Regions from separate parts of the Mus musculus genome. Here region 1 is linked to region 2. Evidence: chromatin loops called from intact Hi-C (ENCODE). Cell type or tissue: heart. All regions are shown on one strand.

Region 1 (8,000 bases), 150 kb after region 2:
AATATGTCTCTACCTCTATGCTTTTATTTACATAACTCCTAGTCCTTGCTCTCTACCCTTCTGTTGCTTTACCTAAAGTTAAGCCATCCCTTTGGTTGGTCAGTTCAAGATTCATCTCCCATAACCATGTCTGCTCATACTACTTCTTCAACAGTAGCAATACTCTGTTTTCTAATGTCCAAATGACCTTGTTGTAAACAGTAAGACCTGCCCACATACTTTATATAAAAACACCTTATCCCCTTCCTTTCAGTTTTACAGATAATGAGTTTTGCCTGTATCGATAGCTAGTATTTACCAAGTCTTTACCACATGCAAGAATCTGTTCTAAGTATATAATATCTAATACCTAACTTAAACCATTGTTCTTCCCCTTTGCAGAAAAGAAATGGAGGAGAGTAAGTCATTTTCTAAAGTTATCAGACTTAAGAGGTAATAGAATTCAAACTCAAGTATCGTGAGTCCAGATCTCATAATATGCAAACCAGTTCTACTCCATCAGCAAGAATGTAAAAGACCAAAGGTAGAGGTTGGTAGAGCATTCTTGAATGCTGTGAGAGCTGGAGGCATTGGGTGTTGCTTTTGAATTCTTTATTTGCAACTCAAACCACTTATACTGACTTCAGAGGGTTCATAGAAAGAATAAAAATCACAGATGTAAAGTATTGTCCCAGTCACCATCAGAACCAGCTCCACTGTGTAGCCCAGCCCCGGTGCAAGGCCCCCTTTCTCTCCTGAGTGCTGCAGCTGGTGAGGAGCAGGGCCAGCTCACCAGCTCCCATAACTTCAAGGCCTCAGACTGCCTCAGGTGGTGAGGGGCAAGTGGGTGGAGGGCATCACCCCCTAAGCCCAAACCACTGAAGGGCTGAGGAGTGGTAGGGCCAGCTCTTCTGCACCCCCCTCCACCAGGCACCCTCTTTGTACCTTATGGTAAAACAGGATCTTACCACATAGCCCAGGCTGGCCTAGAACTCTCAACCTTCCTGCTTCTGTCTCTACGGTGTGTGTGTTGGGGGGTGAGAGGGGTGGTGTTACAGGTATTTGTCACTGTCCTGGCTCATGTCTCCACTCTCTTTGTCACTTTTTATCATAGCAATCTATATATTTTCACCATAATTAAGTGCCTCTGAGGTTCTCAGCCTTCAACAGCTCTACACAATCCTAAAGGCTAAACTCTCAAACTCTTTTTAAAATAGTGTCATTCCCTGCTTGTTACAGCGTCCTTCTTTTCCTCCTAGATTCTAAAACCTGTATCCAGTGAGCCTCTTTGTCCTGTAATGATCCCTGCCATTGCTCTCTCCGTTGAGCTCAGGGGTACACTGTGGACCCCTTGAGGTCTTTTTTTTCCTACTGCTAACTAACACGTGGTTAGGTAGAAGCAGGTCTAAATGGTGAGGGTGAACTTCTTTAACACATGTGCTTTAGTCTATACTGTATCTGCTATGGCACACGGTGCCTCGTGAATGGGAGTAAAGACATTTACTGAAAGCTGGCTAACCATTATGCTCGTCTCTGTGCCTTACAAAAACGTTTTCATTCAGCCCTCGCAACAACCCTACAGATAGGTACCGTCCTTCCCGACCCCCACTTTACCCATCAGAAAACAGACTCAAAGAGTTTAAGCAACCGCTTAAGGTTATACCACAGAGCCTGGGCTCTAGATCCAAGCAGTTTGGCACCAGAACTTAATTAATTAACTACCATGCTTCAGGCAAATTTCAGCAAAATATACTATTTTTTATAAAAGAGATCCAAAACCTACGCAAGACAATAAGGCACAAATCTAAACAAAATACTTCCGTGGTATCTCCGACCAAGGAGAAGCAGCAGTAGTTTTTGTCAAAGTCACCTAATCCTTTGTCTGAAATCGCTACATCTCAAGGTTAAATAGCTACTTGTTAAGAGGTTCATGCAAAGTAAGAGAGACTGGAAGCTGGAAGAGCACCAAGGGCTTGTAGGCTAGAAAAACAAAGGGTGGCCAAACTCAACAACCCAGACAAGTCTGCTGGCTACATTATTATTAAGCAACAATTATTAAACAGTATTAAATAATAATCACAAGAACCCATTTCTAATCCTTTGTGACAATACACTAACACAACTTTATTAATTTCCTAAACACCCCAAGCTTGTAAAACAATAAAATAACGTTAATTATCTACAATGTGAGGCAAAGAGGTGCAGACTTGCTTCACCGTTTACAAGCTACTTCCTCTCATCAGTAGCTTGTAAAACCGGGAATAAATACTGCAGGATTTTGATTGCTCGCCAGAATAATGGGTGAGACTTGAGACTTAACATCTGCCCGAGGAAATTTTAAGATTACTATTTAGCTGGAGGGTTTCCAGCTAACTACAACCACAGCAAAGGCACCCAACTGTCCTTTCACTTCAAAGTTAGCTAAATGGGCTCGTCAATCGCCTAAGTAGAGAAACATCCTCCAGGAAAGCTGTCTCTTTCAGGCACCTGAAGAAATAGCACCAAGTCCAGCTAACGTAGGTTTGCTCATGGTTCAACCCATTGCCCCCTCTGACTGGTCAGAGTGTCTTCTGTTATTCTGACAGATGCTGTCATCTGCACTGTACTGTGTGTCCTAATTCCAAGCTCAGGAAATCCGAGAGAGCAAAGGGAGGCCAGAAACATCCTGGTGAGACAAGAGGCTGGCCTCAGACCAAGTTTGAGGAAGAGGACTAGAATGGGCTTTTGGGCTCCTCAGAATCTAAGGGAGCTGGTCAGATCCCCGCAGTGAGATAAAGCCTAAGAAATTCCTTCCCTGAATGGTTAAGACCCAGAAATATGAGAGGTCCCTTCCAGCTGGGCTGCTGAAGGGAAGAGAGTGTCAATAGGCTCGACAAGCAGGCCTAGATTTTAGTCATTAAAAATCATCATTATCGGTTGGGTGATGGTGGCGCACGCCTTTAATCCCAGCACTCGGGAGGCAGAGGCAGGCAGATTTCTGAGTTCGAGGCCAGCCTGCTCTACAGAGTGAGTTCCAGGACACCCAGGGCTATACAGAGAAACCCTGTCTCGAAAAAAAAAAAAAACAAAACAAAAACAAAAACAAAAAAAACCCCAAAAAACAAAACAAAAAAATCATCATCATCATCCGGGGAAATGTGGCATGAGCTGGGACGGATCCTGAAGGAAAACCAGACGGAGGTGAAGGGTCTGTGGAGACCCAGCCCCAGGCTCAGCCCCCTCCACCAGCCTCCCAGACCCCCAGCCCATTAGGAAAAGATGACGTCGCCAGGAATCAGTGTGGCCACAGGCCTCCTGAGACGGTCGCTTCGACCGACCCCACTCACCAGCCCGCCCATACGCCACAGCTGGAGCGCAGAGACCGCCATCCTCGCTTCGGGCAGGGTGGCCCTGTTAAGCTCGCAAGGCTTTCCACGAACCCTTGCGCAAGACTCCCTCGGCCTGGCAAGCTCGGGCCCTGCCCACTCCGAGCATCCGCCCCTCACACACCCCTTTGAGTCCCCGCCCACTGCCGCCTACGGAACCCCAGGAGAGACATAATTCTCTCCTTGCTCCCTGCAGCACGCTCACGCGAGACTTGGGCAAGGCGTGGGGCGGGCGGGAAGGGAGCGGAGACACAACAAATATGGCGGCTACAGCTGCGACGCTGACGAACGCTGAGGCGGTGGCGGTGGCGGCGACGGCAGTGAAAAGGGCTGTGGGGATTCCTCGGTGCGGTTGTCAGGAGGTGAGTCACGGGGGGCGGTCAGCTTCCACGGCGGCGCTACGGTTACTCAGGGCACGTTGACGGAATGGCGGAAGGTAAAGTGCCGGGTTCATTGCTAGCCGGCTAACACCGCTTTCGCCTTGGCCACAGCGGAGGGTCCTGCGTGCCCCGTGGGCTGCCAGCGTGGTGACTCGGGACTCTCTTGGGCTCGTAAGTGACTGGGTGCGCCGCCCGGAGGCTCGCGAGCGAGTCGGCGCCGTCGGGCCGCAGCTCGGAGCTCAGGGTGGGGAGCTGTCTCCGGCTTTGACAGGTGGCGATCGCAGGGAGCATCCCTGTGTAGTGCATTCTCGGGGTGCCAAAGTCGACCCCAGCAACCCCGGTGTATCCTGGATAGGGTGTTAACCCCGGGCTGCTGTTGGGAAGGAGTTTTCTTTCTCTCATGACCTGGCGTCTACTGCCTGTACTTTCCAATGTTGGGAACAGGTGAGGCTGGGGAGGATCTTCCGACTCATTCAAGATTTCTGTCCCCGATCGATTCATCATCGATCGACTGTCGGGAATGTTCTTGGATGCTCAATGTGGCTCCTCCTCAGCTAAGCGTCCAAGTGCTGTCTGTCTAACTGTAGATCCTAAGTATAGTCAGTGGTAGCTGCCAGTAACCACATGGCCTCTTTAATGACTCCTTTGTGTGCTGGTCAGAACCGGACAGAGGAGTGAGAACGGACATGAAGACTTCTGAAGTTGTGAGGTCCAGGGAAATTACACTTAGAAGACACAGCATGAAAACAGCTGCTTAAAACATCTGGACTACTTGTAAGACTTTGTCTTGAGTTTATGTTGTCTTCAGCACAGCTGAGGATGAACGTTTTCTTGGAAGTTCCTTGCGGGGGAACTGGGATGTTTGAAGTTCTTTTCCTGTAAGGGTCCCGTGTTTCCCAGGAAACCGTAACTGTTGTACTGTGGGACACTGAAGATGGGCTTCAGATATGCCGTGGTTGAGTCCTGGTGGTTGTTACATATATTTCCCTGGCGATAGAGCTAATGTACTTTTATGTGCAACTGGACTTATTCAGCAACATTAAGCCTGGCATCTCTTGAAATTAGCATATTATATATGAATGGCATTGAAGTTTTTTTGTTAAAAGTAAATGACCAGTGGCAACATGATAGTAACACAAATGGCTAGGATGTAATTGTGGGCCACCAAGCTTGCCCTTGCTTTTTTTTTTTTTTTTCAGTTAATGATAATGACACACAAATTATGTTATTAACTTGTTACTAAGCCTGTAGTCCCTAGCAAAGTTTTCACTTACGTGTCTTTCTTTGCAGACTTCTTGTGGCTTTTGAATTTTAGTTGAAATTCCCTCCATGGCCTTTTGGACGCCTTTGTTGTATCTCCAGAGTAAATTTCAATTATTCAACATTTCAGCAGTGTTGCCGTGGAAAGTAAAAAGTGGAGCTAAATTGGGGTGAACAGGTTAGATTGTATCATTCTTTTTTTGGATTTCTTCAGATGTGGCTTCATTTCTGTTTTCCTTTTTATGTTTTCTGACTTCTCAGAAGAGCCTTATCACAGTGTTCATGCATTCAGAGTCTTTAGCAGACGGGAACTCAGGAATTGTGTTCTAATTCTTTTTGAAGGTCCATGTTACTCTGTATGAACTAAGTCTCGTTTGTCAGCCTTTACTAATGTAAATTCTCTTGGAGAGTAAATCTTTCAATGACCATAATCAACAGGTTATAGAAGTAAACACAGCTATTGAACAATAAAGAACTTCAGTAGGCCTGACTAACCTCTGGGTTAATTGTCACATAAAAAGTTGGGCTAACCCAGTACAGGGGAATGCCGGGGCCAGGAAGCAGGAGTGGGTGGGTTGGGGGGCAGGGCGGGGGGAGGGTATAGGGGACTTTCGGGATAGCATTTGAAATGTAAATGAAGAAAATACCTAATAAAAAAAAAGTTGGGCTAAGTATTCTTCCTTATCAGTAGTAACCCTTCAGTTAAACATTTCTTTTAAAGCAGTGCTAGGTAAATGTAATACCTTATACTGTTCTTTGAATTCTCCTTTGTGTAGAGGGCATCTCTAGCACTCAGAGAGATGACTAGGGTTTGGTTGGGTTTTTTGTTTGTTTGTTTGTTTTTTAAGGTTATACACATTTTATTGCTGAAACTATTTAGCTCATATGGAACAGATAAAAGCAAATCAGACTCCAATTGAGACATGTTGTACGTGGCTTTGTCATTAGTTTTCATCCAAATCCCTTGGGGGAATAAAACAGTTTTGTTTTTTGGCCAGAAATTTCTTGATTTTGGAAGGCAAGAAGTCGAGTCAGACATGTGCTCCATGATGGTGGAGGAAAGAAGACCCTTTGATTTTTATCTTATCTGCTTCGTAGTTGTACTTACCTTCCAGTTTGCATCTTAACACCTCTTTTAAATAATTAGCTCCTGATTAAAAGGTGTTTGATCGTATATGTAAGAACACACATACACACACAGGATATGTGGAATATTAACTCTTAGATATTTTTCCTCTAGTAGCTTGGGCAATGCCTTATAATCATAAGGTTTGGAAGTTTTTCTCTTCTTTGGTTGATGGCATAAATATATATATATCTTAGTTCACACTCTGATAACAAATTGAATGGACTGTGTCTTGCTTAGGGCTTGTACTGCTTTGATAAACTTCCATGACTACCCTATATGGTAGTGCACATTTTTAATCCCAGCACTAGGGAGGTAGAGGCAGAGAAGCAGGAGGATCTTTGAGTTTGAGGCTAGCCTGGTCTACATAGTGAGTTCCAGGGCAGCCAGGGCTATGTAGAAATATCCTGTCTCAAACAAACAAACTAACTAACTAACAAACTACAATGACTAAAAGTAATTTAGGGGTGATAGAGTTGATTTTATCCTATGTTTCCATTAACATCCCATCACTGAAGAATGGCAGGGCAGGGCAGGGATTGTGGCACAGAAGCCAAGGCTTTTTCTTAGTGCTTACTGGCTCACTTCTCATGGTTGCTCAGCCTACTCTTTATAAACCCAGGAGCACCTGCCCAGGGGTGGCACCTCCCACAGTGAGCTAGTCCCCACTCCCCGCCATATATTTCATTAATCAAGGCAGGAGTCCACAGGCTTGCCTATAGGCTAATCTTATGGAAGCAATTTCTCAAATAAGATTTCTTTTCCTCCAGGCATTGTGGCGAAAGCTTTTAATTCCAGCACTCCACTCAGGTGGCAGGGGCAGGTGGATCTCTGAGTTCAAGATCATTCTGGTCTACATAGCATACTGAGTTCCAGGCCAGCAAAGCTACCCTAATGACCCCCTGTTTGGAAACAAAGTTTTCTTCCTGGATATGCCTGAATTTGTGTCAGGCTGATAATAACCAACTCGGACAGGCTAGGTGATTTAAAGAATTCATTAAGGTTGGAGGCTGGGAAGTTGAGTTCCAGTTGCTAGCAGATACAGGATCTGGTTTCTGGTTATATACTCATAGTGCAGAAAACAGAAAGCAAACTGTTATTCTCATAGTCCTATTCTGATGTCTCTGCCTCACAACAAATGTCATATTGGAGGTTAGAATTTCAACATAGAATTTTTCTTTTCTTTTCTTTTTTTTTTTTTTTAATTAGGTACTTTCTTCATTCACATCTCCAGTGCTATCCCAAAAGTCTCCCACACCCCCTCCTACTCCCCCAACCACCCACTCCCACTTCCCGGCTCTGGCATCCCCCTTCACTGAGGCATATAAAGTCTGCACGACCAATGGGCCTCTCTTTCCACTGATGGCCAACTAGGCCATCTTCTGATACATATGCAGCTAGAGACACGAGCTCCAGGGAACACTGGTTAGTTCATATTGTTGTTCCACCCATAGGGTTGCAGTTCCTCTCAGCTCCTTGGGTACTCTCTCTAGCTCCTCCATTGGAGGCCCTGTGATCCATCCAATAGCTGACTGTGAGCATCCACTTCTGTGTTTGCTAGGCCCCAGCATAGTCTCACAAGAGACAGCTATATCAGGGTCCTTTCAGCAAAATCCCACTGGCATGTACAATGGTGTCAGCGTTTGGAGGCTGATTACGGGATGGATCCCCGGATATGGCAGTCTCTAGACGGTCCACCCCTTCATCTCAGCTCCAAACTTCATCTCTGCAACTCCCTCCATGGGCGTTCTGCTCCCAATTCTAAGAAGGGGCAAAGCGTCCACACCCTGTTCTTCGTTCCTCCTGAGTCTCATGTGCTTCGCAAATTGTATCCTATATCTTGGGTATACTAAGTTTCTGGGCTAATATCCACTTATCAATGAGTACATA
Region 2 (8,000 bases):
AGCCACTATAATTTGACTTTAAATTTTAACAACTAAATCAACTGAGGGAAAAATAATTGTAAAAATTGAAATATGAAATGATTGCATATGTAAATATGAATACTTTATGTTTATTTAGAAGGTCAACGTCTTCCAAAAAGGCAAAGAAAAAAGAAAATTAATTTAAGATATATGAAGTACTAAACTTAAAAAATAAACCAGAAAAAGATCAATTTATAGTGACACGACTGCATCCAGAATTTTACCTTAAATCTTTACTGTACAGGTGACACACAAGCTTCTAAAACTGCTTTCTATCCGCACTGATCATAAATCAAGGGAAACCACTGTCATACTACTGACTGGGTATATACATTTATCAAAGAAAGTATTAAAAAAAGTGACATAATGAACTTCGCTGAACCAGTAAGCAGCTTGCTTCAGTGTGGCTGTCCATTATATGATAGTCTGTCAGCAATTTATCACAGTTCTTAACATGCTACATACAACCATAAATCAAAACTAGAAACAATGCAATTATTTTATTCTGAACAAAGGTCTTGCCAGGAGTAGAGTCGACTGTGACGGGACAAAAAAAAGAATGGCTCTTTGGATTCACTGCTGTGTGTAACGACGGCTGGCAGGGCCCACCAGTGTATTTACACTAGGGAATGGACTCAAGTGAAGAATACTTGAAACTGCTAAAACAATCCATCTTTTAAATTAACTACTACCCAATAAAAGTCTGGGGAAGACACAGCCTAATTGTGTTTATGAACAGACTGAGAAGTGAGAATACACCCAAATCGGTTTTAAAAGCTCCAATCACAGGAGGCAGATTCCGTTTTCTCCAGGGACAAGACCCCTGGGAGGTTATCCAATCCTGAGTGGTCAGCCACAAACACATGTATAAACAACAACACCAAATTGTGTGTGTTCACATGTGTGCACGGTGTATAAAACAATCCTATGGGAGAGGCCAGGCACCTGAGTGAGCAGAGGAAGTCAGAAGGGGACGATGTAAATAAAACGTACTCACGCATGAAATTCTTAAAAATATATATATATAAAAAACCACACAGGCATCATAGACATAAATGGTTTTATAATTCAAAGGTAGAGGCTGTCAAGCTGGGCTGACAAAAGGTAAGACCCAACTATGGTGTTGTCTGTGGGAAAGGAAATTTAGATTCAAAGGTGTTTAAAAACTCCATTTACTACAAGCCTTCAAACTACATCTGTCAGCATTTAAATACACACACAGCAGTAACAGTCAGAGAACACAGCTCTCTCTCTAAAGCTGAAATGATTCCCTTTTCATTCTCAACTGTCAATTCAAATGGAGCCTCAAGTCACATCTGAAAATGAGTCATGTTCCACCCCATCTTCTGGTTTGGGGTGTCAGACCAAACTTAAGACAGTAAGCCTCTGTTAATGGCTTCTATGAAAAGGTAGTGAGTTACCTCTCAGAGCCGAAGCACTAACAATGGACTGAAGAGGAATTCGAGCTCTTGCTCTCCGGCCCAAGTTTAATAACTGACAGAAAAAGATGACCAAAATGTAAAAGTTAACTCCCTTCGCATTAAAGCATTTCTATACAGTTAGGTTTCTCAAACACATTGCCAATTCTTAACAACAGCACACTCTCCAACCACCACACCCCTGGTGCAGATAAAACCCTACCTTTTCCGGCTGGGAGAAAGTCCCAGCATTACACGGAGTTCTGGGGTCCCACAGTTTAACTGTCTGATCCCAACTTCCAGTTACCATCACGTTCACTTCTGGACAGTATTCAACACATCTGATAGGGGCATCGTGAGTTCCAACAAGATTTTCTATTGCAAAGAAAAGATAAAAACAACACAGCTAGCTTTACTCTCTCATAGGATACCTCAAGTGAACCCATGGGGCTGTCAGCTGAAATGAATTCATCTCGGTCACTCCACAGAGATGTCTGCATGCAGAGCAATCGCTCCACGACTACAACGTTAGCCAGTCCTCTCTAAGTGACCTCACACTGCCCAGGTTTGGTCATTCACTAGCAGGAAACCAGCACAGTGAACTGTGTGAGGATGGTGGATGGCTAACTTGATCCTAGATTTTGTAAGAAAACTGATTAACACTGTACCTTTGGTTGTATCTAGTGCATGCTTGGTACACTGTAGGTGCTCCAGAAATACTTGGCGAGTGAGCTAAGAGTGGAGATCTCTGGCTTCCTGCACCCTGACCGCACTTGTCTTCCCATTAAGTCAAAGCTAGTATGAAATGGTTACAGGATTTGAAGGCTGAGGGGAGTCTTTCAATTAACTCACTTGCTTCTCATGGTAGGGTCCAATTTCTGCTACATAATTTCCTTCCTGTCAATTTCAACTTTCACAGTATCTCATTTGTTCATTCAGTAAACATCTACTAAATATCTACTGTGTGCCAAAGCCCATGTGACAGACAAAAAAAAAGGAAGAGGACCAGGACCAGGATCAGGAATGTAGCTCAGGCAGAGTGCTCTCCTCGCATGTGCATATTAAACACACAAAGTCACTTTTGGACAGAGGCCTCTTCCAATGAAAAATCATTCCTTTTCTCCTGGAAACAGAGTCTTAGTAGTCTAGGCTGGCCTCAAACTATCTATATAGCCGAGGCTGGCCTTGAATTTCTTATCCGCCCGCCTCCCCTTCCCAAGTGCTGGGATTCCAGGAGCAGCATCACACCTGGCTCAGATGTGCTTCTCAGTCCACTCGGATTGCTCAAGCTGGCCTCTAGGTAGCCACATGTCTACACCCCCACCATCGCTTTCCAGTATACCTACATCCAATACAGGGCAGGCAAACAAAGCTCAGAGCGCTTTGCACGTCTTGGGTTCCATTCCAAATCCTGCCACAGTGAAATCATAAACCTCTTAAGAAATGTTTTTACACAGCCAACTGAAATACATTCTCCTGCTAAGAACGCAAAGGCATCACTAAGATAAATATGACGGGGCTACCGTGCTCCATTTTTAAAATGTACTTTTTTTTTTAGCCTGTGAAAAGACCAACCTAAAATATCAAACTGTCCAAAGAAATCCTGACAAACCGGACCCTGAGTCCAGTCCGCTGCTTAAGACTTCTAATAGTGACAGTCAAATGCTTAAATGATGCTTCCACTAGACACTTAAGACAGTGCTCAGGGGCTGGAGAGATGGCTCAGCAGTTAAGAGCACTGGCTGTTTGCTCTTCCAGAGGTCCTGAGTTCAATTCCCAGCAACCACATGGTGGCTCACAACCATCTATCTGTAATGAGATCCAATGCTCTCTTGTTATGTGTCTGAAGATAGCTATAGTGTACTCTTATAAATTAAATAAATAAATCTTAAAAAAAAAAAAAAAAAAGACAGTGCTCAGAAGGGGCTTTACTGCAAAATTCAGGTTCCATTTGTGGTAACTTAATCCAATTTTAAAAGTCTATTATCAAAGCCGTGTTCCGCCTTCACATAAGTACTGAAAACACCTACTCTTCTTAAATAAGCATTTCTACACAAATACACTAGTAAAGAAAAACTGGTAAAATGTAGCTATATTAATACCTTGATCAGTGTTCAAATCGTGCATTTTCAGTTGATGATCTAATCCACCACTCCAGGCATGCGTTGGATCCTACAAAGCAAAATTTGGGTTTGATTTTTTTTCTTTCTTACTTTTTTTTTTTTTTTTTTGGAAGACACTATGTAGCCCTGGTTGGCCTCAAAACTCAAGAGCTCTTCCTGCCTCTGCCTCTGGGATTAAAGTTGTGGCCACCACATCCTCCCACCCCACTCTTACATTTGGAGCCAATTCAAAGTTACAAAGCTTTAGCAAGCATTTTCAACATTGCTATTTCTACAGCCAAGTGTTATGTCCAGTGTGACAGAAACTAAGAAGCAAACAAAAATGCAAGTTAGTGATCTCCACAAGGAAGCAAATACAAGGTGGACACCAGGAGTTAAGGCTAAATTAGACAACATTCATTACTTTTCAAAGGATAGCTAAAAATCAGTCTTGCTGCTAACTTCAATTATCTATGTCCAGAAAGTTTACTCAAGTCTGAATTTACAAATGGAGATTGAAATTGCCACGAGAGAAGAAATAAGAACACAAACCATTGTAGTAGGCTTGATGCCAGGCTAAAGGGAAGAATTCCCGAGTAGTTATGAACTATCAGAATTCTCGAACCGTGTATGAGATGCTACTGGCAAGGCCTAGGACATCTCAGTATTAAGGGGACAGGAGCAGAAACTGAATCCACCTACGTAGAAGGCGCAGTCCAGGACAGCACCAGTGTGCTGGTACTTGAGCCTCATGGAATTGGCGGGCACATCGTAGAGGCGCACAGACGTATCCCAGGAGGAGACCAGGAGGAACTGGGATGTGTTGGGGCTGAACTTAACCGAGGAGATGCCATCCTCGGGTGGCTGGTTCAGCTTGAATTCGTTCGAACCGGTCATCTGTAGAACAAAACGCTAAGTCTGAGTTCCTAACCGGAGCAACAGAGGCCGGCCACGGCCTGCGCCTGCGCGAGTCCCCCTTGATCCAGGCCGGCCGCCATCCCGCTTCCGCCGAGCTCCACCCGGCCTGGCCTCCTTCCTTGCCCGCAGATCCCCATATAAAACACAATGGACCTCGACCGGATCCCTCTGTGCATCGATGCGCCGGCCACGGGCCACAGATCCCGCTCCGCCCGCCCTCGCCCGAACCTCTACCTCCTGTCCGCCTAAGCAACGTTTCTGCACCGGCCACTACCGATCCGCTTCCCTCCGAGCACTCGCAGGCAAAGCGGAGAAGGCGGAGAGGAAGCTCCGGAGCAGGCCTATCATTGGCTGATTTTGAACGCCAACGGCTCGATCTCGGCAGCTGATTGGTCTGATTTACTGCTTGCCTCATTTTCCGCAGTCATCCTGTTCCGGCTCAAAGGGAAGCCGCGTTTCCCCCCCCCCCCCCGTTCACCGGGTCTCTTAGTACCTCCACGCCGAGGTTACATCTCTGGAGCTGCGGAGGGAAAACTACAACTCCCAAGTATGCTCAGGTCATGAAGGCGTTCACGCCCGCCCACAATTGTATGCTGCATGCTGGGAGTTGTAGTCTCCCTGGAGCTGCTTGCCTGAACATCCACAGACTAGAAGGCAGAAAAGAGATTTTATCTAGCTCTTGTGACATCCTTCTCCTCTATCTCTCAGACACAGAATTTCATTTTGGTTGATAACTACTATAGATATAAATTAATATTTTCTTTCTAGCCGTGCACATACCCCTGGACTTAATCCAGACTAGTCATACTGAAGAATAATTTCTAGTCAAAGGTACTATTTGCTTTTATTTTGCTGGGTTATCAATTTGTGAACTAGAGACTCATTTCCCTTGAGTTCTAGTGATCTCATTTTTATCGTTTCATCTCTCCACAGTTTTCAAGCACCTGAATGTCAGGCCTCTTAAGCAGCTCTGGGAATACACACTCAGTCAAACTACTCCTTGCTTTAGAAGAGTACCACACCCATAAGGGTGAACAGAGCAGGACACAAATATTTCCAATCTTTAACGATCAGCCAGAATCTCTTAGGAATGTTCATCATAGGACCTAGCATTGTGACTGTCCTCCCTCTCCCACCTTCCTCTGCATTATCATGGAAGTTGCAGGCTCAGTTTGCTGCACTTTCTGTTTCTAGAATCCTCTAAAAAATATGAGAATCAAAAGGTTGTTTTGGTTCTGTGAGAGAAAAGCAGTACTTAACAAACAACATAGTAGCATACTGACATGCAAAATGTTACTGAGTTTCTAATTAATCCTTGGATACAACTTCTTTTTCTCTGTCCCATCTTTTTGAGACAATCCCTTTTATTTTGAAATTGTTGCATGAAGTAGGAAGTTGTCTCTAGTTTTAAACTACTTAACTTTCAAGGTACATTTTTAAAAAAAAAGAAAAGAAAAGAAAAGAAAAATGATCTTGCCGGGCAGTGGTGGCGCAGCCAGCACTTGGGATGCAGAGGCAGGTGGATTTCTGAGTTCGAGGCCAGCCTGGTCTACAGAGTGAGTTCCAGGACAGCCAGGGCTACACAGAGAAACCCTGTCTAAAAAAATAAAAGTAAAGAAAGAAAGAAAGAAAGAAAGAAAGATCTTATGTGTGCACAGACTCTGAACTAAATGCACTTAAGATTCCTGACAATAACACACACACACACACACACACACACACACCAGTCTTTTGTCCTGATGATGGTTATTATGGCTAAAATATTCTGGTTGTCTTCCCTCTCCAAATAGTTCTAGTATGTGGTTCTTTCTCTCTCTTCTCTTTCAACAAATCAATGGCCAAGTTCAATTTTTTTTAATGCATTGAGTTGTTTTGCATTCTAAGTTTAGCCAAATAATTTTACCTCTTGACTTATTTGGTTCTCTTTCCCAGTTGTTTATTTAATTCTATTACTGTTTCCAGATTCTGAGCATAAATTACCTGCTAATAAAATCTAAGCATATTTCATTATCCCATGTGTGTATGATTCAGGCCCCTCTGGCCGCACACTTGCAGCCCAACTCTATTTGAGTTTTAAGAAACGTCAATCTTGTAAATCAAGTTTAGAGCCTGAAAAGAGATGGACTATTTTGCTGATTATTCAAATGAATTGCTAGACTTGAGATAGGAAATCTGGCCACAAGCAGAGTCTTGACCATTTTACAACACAAATGTAAAGTAAGTATGTGTGTGTGTGTGTGTGTGTGTGTGTGTGTGTGATATTCAGTTACCTGTTGCAGTGGTGAGTCGCCTGCCACAGCTAATGTCTGGGTGAGTAAAGAGAGTCAGATATATACCACATGACAACTGCGGGAAATGGCATTCCCTAAAATATTATGGGCAAACTCAAGTCGTTAATGCCGACAGTGACAGGAGGAGGAGGTCACTACCTATGGAGAAAGCCATCCTGAAGCAAATATGATGACCCAATACTGTTAAATCCATCACCGAATTGTAATCTGCTGAAAGGCAGATCAAAAGCATCCGAACGGAGTATGTTTTTTTACAAGACAGTCCTCTGAAGTAATGTGGTTGTTTCTGGGTGGAACACTCAAAGAATGCTGTCAGGGAAAGAATGTAGAGAGGTTATCTGGAGTGAAAACTACGGTGACAGAAAAATACACATATCCAATGAGCAATTGAAAACACATATTTAATAAGTAAGAAGAGAACTGATAGGCCTCTTTGTGTTCTCCTTTGGACCACCCCAAATTTAGTGTAGGTTCTTAGCACATGTTGAGACCTCAACAAATACTTATTGAGGTGAACACAGCTAAAATAAAACAAATGTAAGCAAACCAACCTAGTATTGCCCGGTGCATTCTTGTGTAGCATCCATCTAATGTCACCTAGGAGGAGTTGCAGGTTTTATAAAATATAATGTGTTAAGAAAAAAATAGGCAATATCAGAGCAAATCTCTTCTGCCAGGCATATTTCACGGAATGATATGGGCCATGTAAACGTTTACATTCTGTGAATTTCTACAAAATGCAAGTCATTTCGATGCCCCCTTGGCTCAAAGAGACCGGTCCCTCAGGCACCAGGTTTTCTTCTGAAGAAAGAAATAGATAGGGCCTTGGCGCTGCAGACTCCTAGCTCTTTGCACCCTGATCAACCACTGAGGGGAGGCGGGCTGGACCTAATAACTCTACCTGAGGCCTCCTCCAAGCTCCAGGCCCATTTCTGACATTTAACAAGGAACAGGTGGATGCTATGAAAACGTAGAGAAAATACAGTGCTGTGATTTGCATGATCCTGACGAAGCAGTTCTCCGGGTGCAGAGCCTCCCTAACCCTGCATGGAGGCAGGCAGCCGGGCACTGCAATCCTCAGTGCTCAATTCAGAAACAGCTGCTGCAAGTTAGCCAGTGATCCGACCTTTTTGTCATTCACGGGCAAATTTAACAACTACAAAAAGAAACTAGGGAAGCGCCCGTGTCATCTGCTCCACGAATCCCTCCAACGAAATCTGACCCTTAGGCATCACTTCCCGCTCTGCGCA

Evidence for each region. Hi-C counts contacts between places; a loop is a spot of excess contacts. Peaks named below come from ENCODE experiments on the same cell type or tissue, not always from the same donor. Only the 100,000 strongest peaks of a DNase experiment are listed, where the experiment ranks them.
Region 1: a loop joins it to region 2, with 4 times the contacts of the local background. A loop is called at or near these places in 9 of 42 quality-filtered maps.

The regions. Positions count from the first base shown.
Region 1 is chr7:131,406,093-131,414,092 of GRCm38, reverse strand. It overlaps Ikzf5 (IKAROS family zinc finger 5), which reads left to right and starts at 3,615. Exons shown (of 4, transcript NM_175115.4): 1 at 3,615-3,706. Acadsb (acyl-Coenzyme A dehydrogenase, short/branched chain) reads right to left here and starts at 3,492. Exons shown (of 11, transcript NM_025826.4): 1 at 3,306-3,492. The coding sequence starts at 3,347. In heart, no CTCF peak of the experiment used is centred here; DNase peaks (open chromatin) are centred at 2,702 and 3,492; H3K4me3 peaks cover 2,585 bases; H3K27ac peaks cover 1,744 bases.
Region 2 is chr7:131,557,148-131,565,147 of GRCm38, reverse strand. It overlaps Hmx2 (H6 homeobox 2), which reads right to left. Exons shown (of 2, transcript NM_145998.4): 2 at 7,134-8,000. It overlaps Bub3 (BUB3 mitotic checkpoint protein), which reads right to left and starts at 4,778. Exons shown (of 8, transcript NM_009774.4): 1 at 4,694-4,778; 2 at 4,244-4,438; 3 at 3,542-3,611; 4 at 1,663-1,814. The coding sequence starts at 4,438. In heart, no CTCF peak of the experiment used is centred here; a DNase peak (open chromatin) is centred at 4,877; H3K4me3 peaks cover 1,737 bases; H3K27ac peaks cover 1,049 bases; H3K27me3 peaks cover 2,240 bases.